Linked DNA regions of Mus musculus: region 2 is linked to region 1. A link is a loop called in an ENCODE intact Hi-C map of the cell type or tissue named here. Cell type or tissue: heart. All regions are shown on one strand.

Evidence for each region. Peaks named below come from ENCODE experiments on the same cell type or tissue, not always from the same donor. Only the 100,000 strongest peaks of a DNase experiment are listed, where the experiment ranks them.
Region 2: it touches region 1 in a loop (2.6-fold over the local background); 6 of 42 quality-filtered maps call a loop at or near these places.

What each region holds. Positions count from the first base shown.
Region 1 is chr4:47,592,752-47,596,751 of GRCm38, forward strand. It overlaps Gm42284 (a long non-coding RNA gene), which reads right to left. Exons shown (of 3, transcript XR_881261.2): 3 at 2,375-2,656. Among named protein-coding and RNA genes, the nearest start is that of Gm32487, 8.2 kb to the right of the region's middle. In heart, no CTCF peak of the experiment used is centred here; DNase peaks (open chromatin) are centred at 590 and 1,670; H3K27ac peaks cover 382 bases.
Region 2 is chr4:47,668,225-47,672,224 of GRCm38, forward strand. No RefSeq gene overlaps it. Among named protein-coding and RNA genes, the nearest start is that of Gm32544, 31 kb to the left of the region's middle. In heart, no CTCF peak of the experiment used is centred here; a DNase peak (open chromatin) is centred at 2,397; H3K27me3 peaks cover 1,059 bases.

The sequences.
Region 1 (4,000 bases):
ACATTGCTGGCTTTGCCAGCGCAGAAATCAGGCTTTGGGCACGCAGACAAATCTGCGCCTGAGTCTGTTATGATTAGACTGGGATGTCTAAGGCAGGGTCCACTAGTAGCCGAGTAGGGAGCTAGGGACCACTGTCTACCTCTCCCAACATCAATGTACAATAAATATAAGCGTCTTCACTTGCTTATCCCACAGTAGCCCTGTTCCAAGAGAGAAAAACAAGGGCCAGAGTCTCTCTCCTTGTTCCATTTTCTCCCATCCGTAGGGCTTTCAGGGTTTCATTTTCTTTTTTAGTTTTAAATTCCCAACGCCAGGTTCCCTTTGACTTCTTTATATCTTCAAGTTCACATGCCAGCTATTCCTTCTTGCTGATGGGCTGTGGGAGAGGATTCTGAAATGACCCCACCTCTTTTGACCCTAGGTCCAGGTTGGCAAGCTCGGGGGATCCTGAGCAGTCCCAGGTTAGCATGGCTGGAGCCTGAGTCAGGTGTATTCTCAGGCTGTGAGGAGGGGCTTGGCATGCCCCTCAGCAAGGACAGGAAAGCCCTGAGGGCTCCCCCAGAGGCTCCACTTACCTCAGCCCCCACAGAGCCAAGAGCTTTATTTAGCCTCTCCGAAATCCCACAGACAGGGACAGTACTCCTGAGCTAGTGTCCTTGCTGTGGAAGAGGACAAAAGCTTGTGAGCGGGCTTTGCCCCGGGAAGACAGCCACCTGCCTCGTGCTTGCCCACTGTTTCATCTCAAGGGCTCGCACTTTTTAAAATGTTTAAAAATAACATTTAGCATATCTAATCTCGTTATGTAAGCAGGATGTATTCAGTGTAGAATAATTGGGAAACCCGAAAAAGGATAAAGCAGTCAGTTTAATCTTTACCACTATCCCACACATCAGAAATATATAAGCCCTGATAAAATGTTAGCATAGCATTTCTCACCTGTTATTGAGTCATGGGTGTGTATATAGCTCTATAGAGCATAAGCAAAATATATTTCATCTAAAACTACAATAGGACTGCCATTTAAGAGGCATGGATCAAAGAATACAACTCGTAATATTGTCCAATGCAGTGCATTTCACATGAGAATCACTTCTGTGATGGGCAATGAAAGTATTTCCCGACCTATGGACTCTGCATGTCCTTTGCCTCCTCATCTCGTAAGATGTCACCAGTCTCCTGACCTCTATCATTCCAGTCTGCACTGGGCTGTGCTTGAGTGTTGTATGGAGTCCTAGAGCAAAACTTCTCTGTTGCCTAACGTGTGGCATTTACTACAGCCCTGACCCAGTAAAGGCACTCTGCCCTGCTGTCTTAATGTATGTTAAACTGAGTGAATGAATAGCTGCTTGAATAGAATGGGCTTTGCTTATTGTCTTATGTGGTGGCCTCTTAACAGGTCACTGTGTTTTCCAGTAACCGCCTGATCGGCCACATGGAGAAGAAAGAGAAGGCAGGTGGCTAATACAACAGCCAGTGCTGAGAATAGAGGATGACCTGGACTGTAGGGGCATCGGGGAGAGTTAGGAGGGAGCAGGCTGCTGTCTGCCTGGCACATGGGCAGGCAGGACTGGTGCCCCAGGAGTGGCAGGACAGGGGGTGTATTTTTAGAATCCCCATCACACAGAGTAGCCACTTGACACTGTGGTCATCTCACTGCTCTAGTGGTTCCTAGCTCCATGCTGAGCCTCCACCCTGGATCAAGCAGTCCTTAACCTCCTGCCGGCCTGCCAAGGAAGCACGTGAGAAGCACGCTTAGGAGCCAGAGGTGATGATCAGCACAGAGCAGGAGGACTGTGATGTTTCCAGAAAACACTTCGCAGAGTGCAAACGCTTCAGGTTATGTGAGATGGGAACTCTTGTACTGCATCCCAAAAAAGAGTTGTTATGTTATGGGACCAGAGTCTTGGCACCGATACGAGTATATGAGGCCGTCATTTAAGGTCACAAGGTTCGAAGGTGGAATGATGTGTTTGAGTACTGGGTCCCTGCCTGGTAGCTCCTTATTTGGGGGGGGGGGTTGGGGAACCTTTAGCATGTAGGGCCTAGCTGGAAGAAGAGATTCACTGGAGGGTGGGCCTTAAGAGTTATAACCTTGTTCTACCTCTGACCTCAACCCCGCTCTGCTTCCTGTACATATGGTCAAGTTACTGTCTCCTCCCCGTCCCTGCCTTCCCTACCATCATGGACCATATCCCCTAAAGCCATGAACCCAAATAAGTTCTTCCTCCCTTTCAGTGCTTCCTGTCAGGCCGTTGGTCATGGTGACAAGGGGAACGATAGATCCCTCCTACCCCTGACTACATTTATAACATATAGTCAGGGGTTACCCCTCCTTTTCTCAACGGTGTAATCATCACCATAGCCATTATCATCTCTTTCTGGCCCTTTTAATTACTTTCTCTTGTCTGCATTAAAAAAAAAAAAAAAGGCATGTTTTCACTATTGAGTCCTTGCTGGCCTGGAACTTACTATGGAGACCTGGCTGGCCTTGAACTCAGAGATCTGCCTGCTTATCCTTCCTAAGTGCTGGGATTGGAGGTGTTCACCATCATTCTTGCCTTCCATCTATTCTTGCTTCACTCCTCGTTTTCATTTCACTCTATAGCCAGAGGTGGGGTGCTCTCTGCAGCTGTGATCTTTTCGATGTGGCTGGACCCTGAAGGAAAAAAGAGCAATATTACTGGCTCGGGATGTAACTGCAGCAGTAGGAGAGGGTTTCTGGGCTATGTTGGTAGGATCAAGAGCTATAGAAAGGCAATATCCTGGGACCCTGTGATGGGCTGGGAACTTTGATAGAAATTTCTGGGGTCTGCTCTGACATGGCGCAGGTAGACCTAATACCAAATGGGATTTTATTACTTGCCAGACATTTCATCGCCTAGGGTAATTAACAGGCTTTGGGAGATGAAGGGGGTGAGAAGAAGGGTCTTATTCCGGAATGACTTTGGGGATCCAGCAAATTAGATCACAACGAGTCATTGAGGTCAAAGACTGTTGTGTTATACATTTTAAACCATAGACAAATTAGCCTTAAACAAGCCATTGGGACAGCCAGGGTTGACTCCGAGGTTTTCTGCAGAGCGTGACCTGGCACCGTTTGTCTGTGCTGAAGGCAGCAGCCCGGCAGTCAGCAGTTTTGGGGGCTTCCACTTGGAAGGTGCCCACCGCTCAGCTGACTGTGTGTCCTCTGTCGGGTGATGAGTGGTCAGATATACCCAGTGTGTGTGGGGTGGAGGGGGGTGGCTTCATGACAGGCACCTGTGCCCCATCTGCCACTTTGGAAGAAGGGCCAGATCACAGGGTTGGGAACACCTCCTGGTCGGAGAACACGAGCCGAGCAGCTGTCTCTGCCATGCTGGCTGCGAGAAGCTCTCTGACCAACAGGCTCGCTCTCAGGGAGCTGGAGGTTCCCTGCGGTCAACAGGTTATGTGAATGTCCTGCCTCCAAGCAGAGGGAAGTCAGGGAGCCTGCTCTTAGATATGAACCTCAGTGCCCAGATATGAACCCAGGAACCCAGCAGAGTCTTTTCTTCAGACTCTAGGATAGACAATATACCCAACAACCTCTGTGGCGAGTACTTAGAGCCTGGCACTAAGACTGTTACAACTGAGTAATTCTTAGACCCCAGAACAACTCAGACACGTTGTCCTTTGAAAAGGGAATACAAATGCAGTAAGGGATGACAGTGGTCCCCAGGTATAGGATGCTGTGACCTTTGCTCCTCAAAGCTTTATGTTTAACATTTTTATCAGCAATTTGAGGACAGACAATGGACTCAGGCTTTTCATAAGTGAACTGATAGGAAATCAGGAAGAGCTAGTCGGGATACCAGGAAGGGGAACCTTGGACTGTAGGACCTGACATCCCAAATGTCCCTTAGTGTCCCCTTGCTCTTCTCTAGAGGGAAAGGAAAGGCCAGGGATTCTGGGAAACACTCTGTAGTCTTGGGGCTTCCCGACCCTGAACTATTGCATCGTGGATTGGAACATTGTTGTGGGA
Region 2 (4,000 bases), 75 kb after region 1:
GTTGGGGTTTGAACATGTCCCTCACTCACCCTACTTTAGAAAAGTCTGCACTGGGTAGTAAGTGAAAGGAGGTGGAGGCGAGATGTGTGTGAGAATACATCTCAATAGAGGAAGAAATCAGAGCTGGATCGCACACCATCCAGAAGCCACAGACACCGTAGGGGAGGAGACAACACTCAACTTCCCATAGACCGTGAGCAAAGTCTCAAACCAACATTAACATCTGGGAACGATTACTTCTATTATCCGTTGACATGGAGGAGGAAACGCGCCAAGTGACTTTTGGTGGCAGGTTCAAATGGAGCTTTGGTACAAACAGTAACCTACTGTGTGGCCAGCTCTGCAGCCCAGAATGCCCCAGTACTCCTGGGTCACTTGAGTTGCTTATCACACTTCTCCCAGGCTTGTTCATCCCATCTCATTTACAGCCCTTTGCTCCAGTTATTTCACTTGAAGTCACTGGAATGCCCACTGCAACCATTGAAATATTTTAAGGACTCGAGTGTTGTAAAGACATCTTCATTGCAAAAGATTCCAAAAGAGATGTTAACATGAAGTTGAGTTTTCGGGGGAATAAAACAAAAATAACTGGAGATTCTTAGAAACTGATTCAAAGCTTACAATTACATAGATGAGATGAATCAGCATTGTTACAGTCTGGATTGGGGCTTAAATTTTTTTAACTGGGTTATTATTCTGTATTGCAGACAGACCAACCTGTAGATTACTTTTTCCCTGATGGAATAATCCCCCTGGTTGGTTAAGCTATAGCCCTATTGGATGGGCTTTATATCTAGACAAGCCCACTTATCCCAACATTTCCTTCAAAGATTAGCCTCTCAAAGGCTCTTTGGGGTGACTTTAACACCTTCCTGGCTCTTTCATTAGTTAATGAGTTGAATAAAAGCTTTGACAGCTGTTCAGTTTATATTTGAGAGGTCATAATGATACCTTCTTCTCAGTACCAATGGAGGGCAACTCACAGTTACCTGTGGCTGTGGCTCTTGCTTCAGAGCTCTTGCTCTCTTCTGGCTTCTGCAGACATATATGGTACTCATGCATGTGCACATATGCCAGTGCACACACACACACACACACTCACCACTCATGTAAAAATAAATGTAATAAAAACAAAACCTTAATAAATGTGGTTAGTCTTACTGTGGTGGTATAGTCTTTCTTCCCAACACTCTAGAGGGAGAAGAAGGAAGAACTCTGTGAGTTCAAGGTCAACCTGGCCTATACAGTGTGTCCCGGGCCAGCCAGAGCTAACCTAGTGAGACCATCTCAGAACAAAAATTTCCTTTTCATTTGTACTGCTTGATTCCCTTCTGCCAGGATAAACCCTGGAGCATGGGGCCTGTGGCTGTCCTGAGCACCACTGTAGTCTGTCACCTGGTCCTTATTTCTTTCCAGCCCTCCTGCCAGCACCCCATGACACCCCATTATCCTCTCGCCTTTGAATTGTCTCAAATATCTTCTGGCAGCTCCTCCTGCAGCTGTTCTGAGGTTCCTCTCATGTCAGCACTGGGCATAAAGTAATTCATAAAGCACATGATGAATCTGCTTTCTCTCCTGCGAGAATGTACTCGGATAAGTCGAATTCCTTAACCCAGGCTGCTGTCCTTCCTGATCCTACCTTGCCCGACTCTGGTCACTCCCACCCTTGATCATGACAGGACATCCTCATCTTAGAACCTTTCCATACATCCATCCCTTCACCTACAAAGTTCTGCCTTCACACTCACCTAGCTAGCTTTTGCTCTGCTGTCAGCTCAGCTTTAAAATCCCCTCCTCAGAGAAGAATTCGGTGCTGCCTGAAGACCCTGCATTACCTCAGAGATTTCATTTCTAGCATCTGTCTTTCCAGTGGACCATATACATCCTGAAATTAGGCTTGAATTTTATTGTGTACAGCCCTGTATTAAATGCTGAACCCAGAACATGATGCTATAACTTACCAGTTCAAACAAGCACATTTTTTCATGCTTTTATATCAGGGGGAATCTTTTAACCATTAGGATAACACAGTTAGCATTTTCTTTTTCAACTATAGGTGAGATAACTGTGTATATTATAATCAACCGTGTCTTACATTTGAAGAAATGTGTTGGGGGCCACACAAGTGGTTATTCACACCAGAAAGCCTGCAGCTACTTAGTGTTCATCAGTATGATGCCTGGTGTCAGAAAGGCTGTTTGCGCATAGCAAGCAATAGATCCAACCTCTAGTTGCTTCTCTGGGTGGTGGATAACAAAGTACTTCACTCCCCACCCCAACTCTGGTACTAGCTAGACATTGTGCATGTTGCAAGTTCACAAGGAGAGAAATGTATCTGGAACAATTTGTGCAAGCTCCTGCCTGCTGCTCTGGTGTCTGCTGATTCAACTTCTGTCAACACAATTCCATGCCCCAACCACTGCTGTCAGCACCTCCCCTGCCAGAGCTGATGTCATGTCAGCTGCCCCAGCTCAGATCAGCTGTCTGCATAACTGTCCTTACATTCCGAATAGCGGCTTCTCTGTATTAGTTACTTCTTGGTTGCTGTGATATAACTCCATTACCAAAAGCAACTTAGTTTGCTTTACAGTTCCAGAGGAAGGGTCCACGAGGGTGAGGGAGCTATGGCAGCAGATGATTGGCTAGAACAAGAAGCTGAGAGATCGCAGCTTCACCACAGAGGGAGTGAACTGGAAATGAGGCAAGGCTATAAACTCTCAAAGCTCATCTGCACTGATGAACCTCCTTCAGCAAGGCTGCATCTTCTAAAGGTTCCATAACCTCCTCAAATAAAACTGCCAACAGGAGACCAAATGTGTAAGTATGGAAGCCCAAAGGTGGGTATTTCTCATTCAAAGTACCCTGTACTCCCATCTAGTAGAACAGAGTGGCCCTCTGGTACTCAGGGGATGCCTTGCTCTGTCATTGTTCCAGAGCCCTCTGTTGGGATCCCAGCCATAGCCTTGGCAGAGAACAGGGATCTATAGAGTACTTGAGCATACACTGTATGCTCAACAGTCCTACCTTGACTTTTGGTACAAAGTCCCAAGGCCACCTGAATGGGAGGATTACTTTGACATTCAAGTGTCTCTCTGGACCAATTGTAGCAGAGAAGACATTACATGTGAGTCCCAAGCTTCTTGTTTTGTTTTTGTCGTAAACACTACCCTGCCTTATCTCCTTCATAGGAGTCAGTTTCTCATCTGTCGGAGGTTGCCATACCCTGAGCTCATCCTGAGAAAATTCTGTTCTTATCTGCCGGCACGTCTTGACCTCAGCAGAAACAGATATTAGGAGAGCAGGTTTGCTCACTGACTGTGTCCTTCATAAGTTGCACCATGATTGATGAGACTTCTATTTCTGGGAGCGCTCCTCCCACCATTACCATTCCTAGGGCTTTACAAAATACTTGAGTTGAATCACACTGACAGGATCTCTTAGTCACTTTCAGTTCTGCCAAGGAAACATGGGCACAGGCTCTCACTTCCTAAGTTAACTTTGATTCCCACCAGACCCCAGTTCCTTTTGGGTAACAAAATACCTAAAAACTAAGTTAAATATTTTCTTTTTTCTTATTTTTATTAAGAATATTTTTATAGAACCATTAAGTCTTACTTCAAAAGACTGTAGTCCACAAAATTGGACAATCTAAATGTAATGGATGGTTTTCTTGATAGATCCCACTTACCAAAGCTAAATAAAGATCAGGTAAACAAACTAAACAGATCTATAACCACTAACAAAATAAAATCAGCTATTAAAAGTCTCCCAACCCCCCCCCAATCCCAGGGCCAGATGGTTTTATCACAGATTTCTACCAGAATTGGTTCTTCAAAACTGATACCAATACTCCTCAAACTATTCCACAAAATAAAAACAGAAGGAACATTGCCAAACTCATTCTATAAGGTCACAGCCACCCTAATACTTAAACCACATGAAGAATCAACAAAGAAAGAGAATATCTCACCTACTTCCCATATGAACATTGATACAAAAA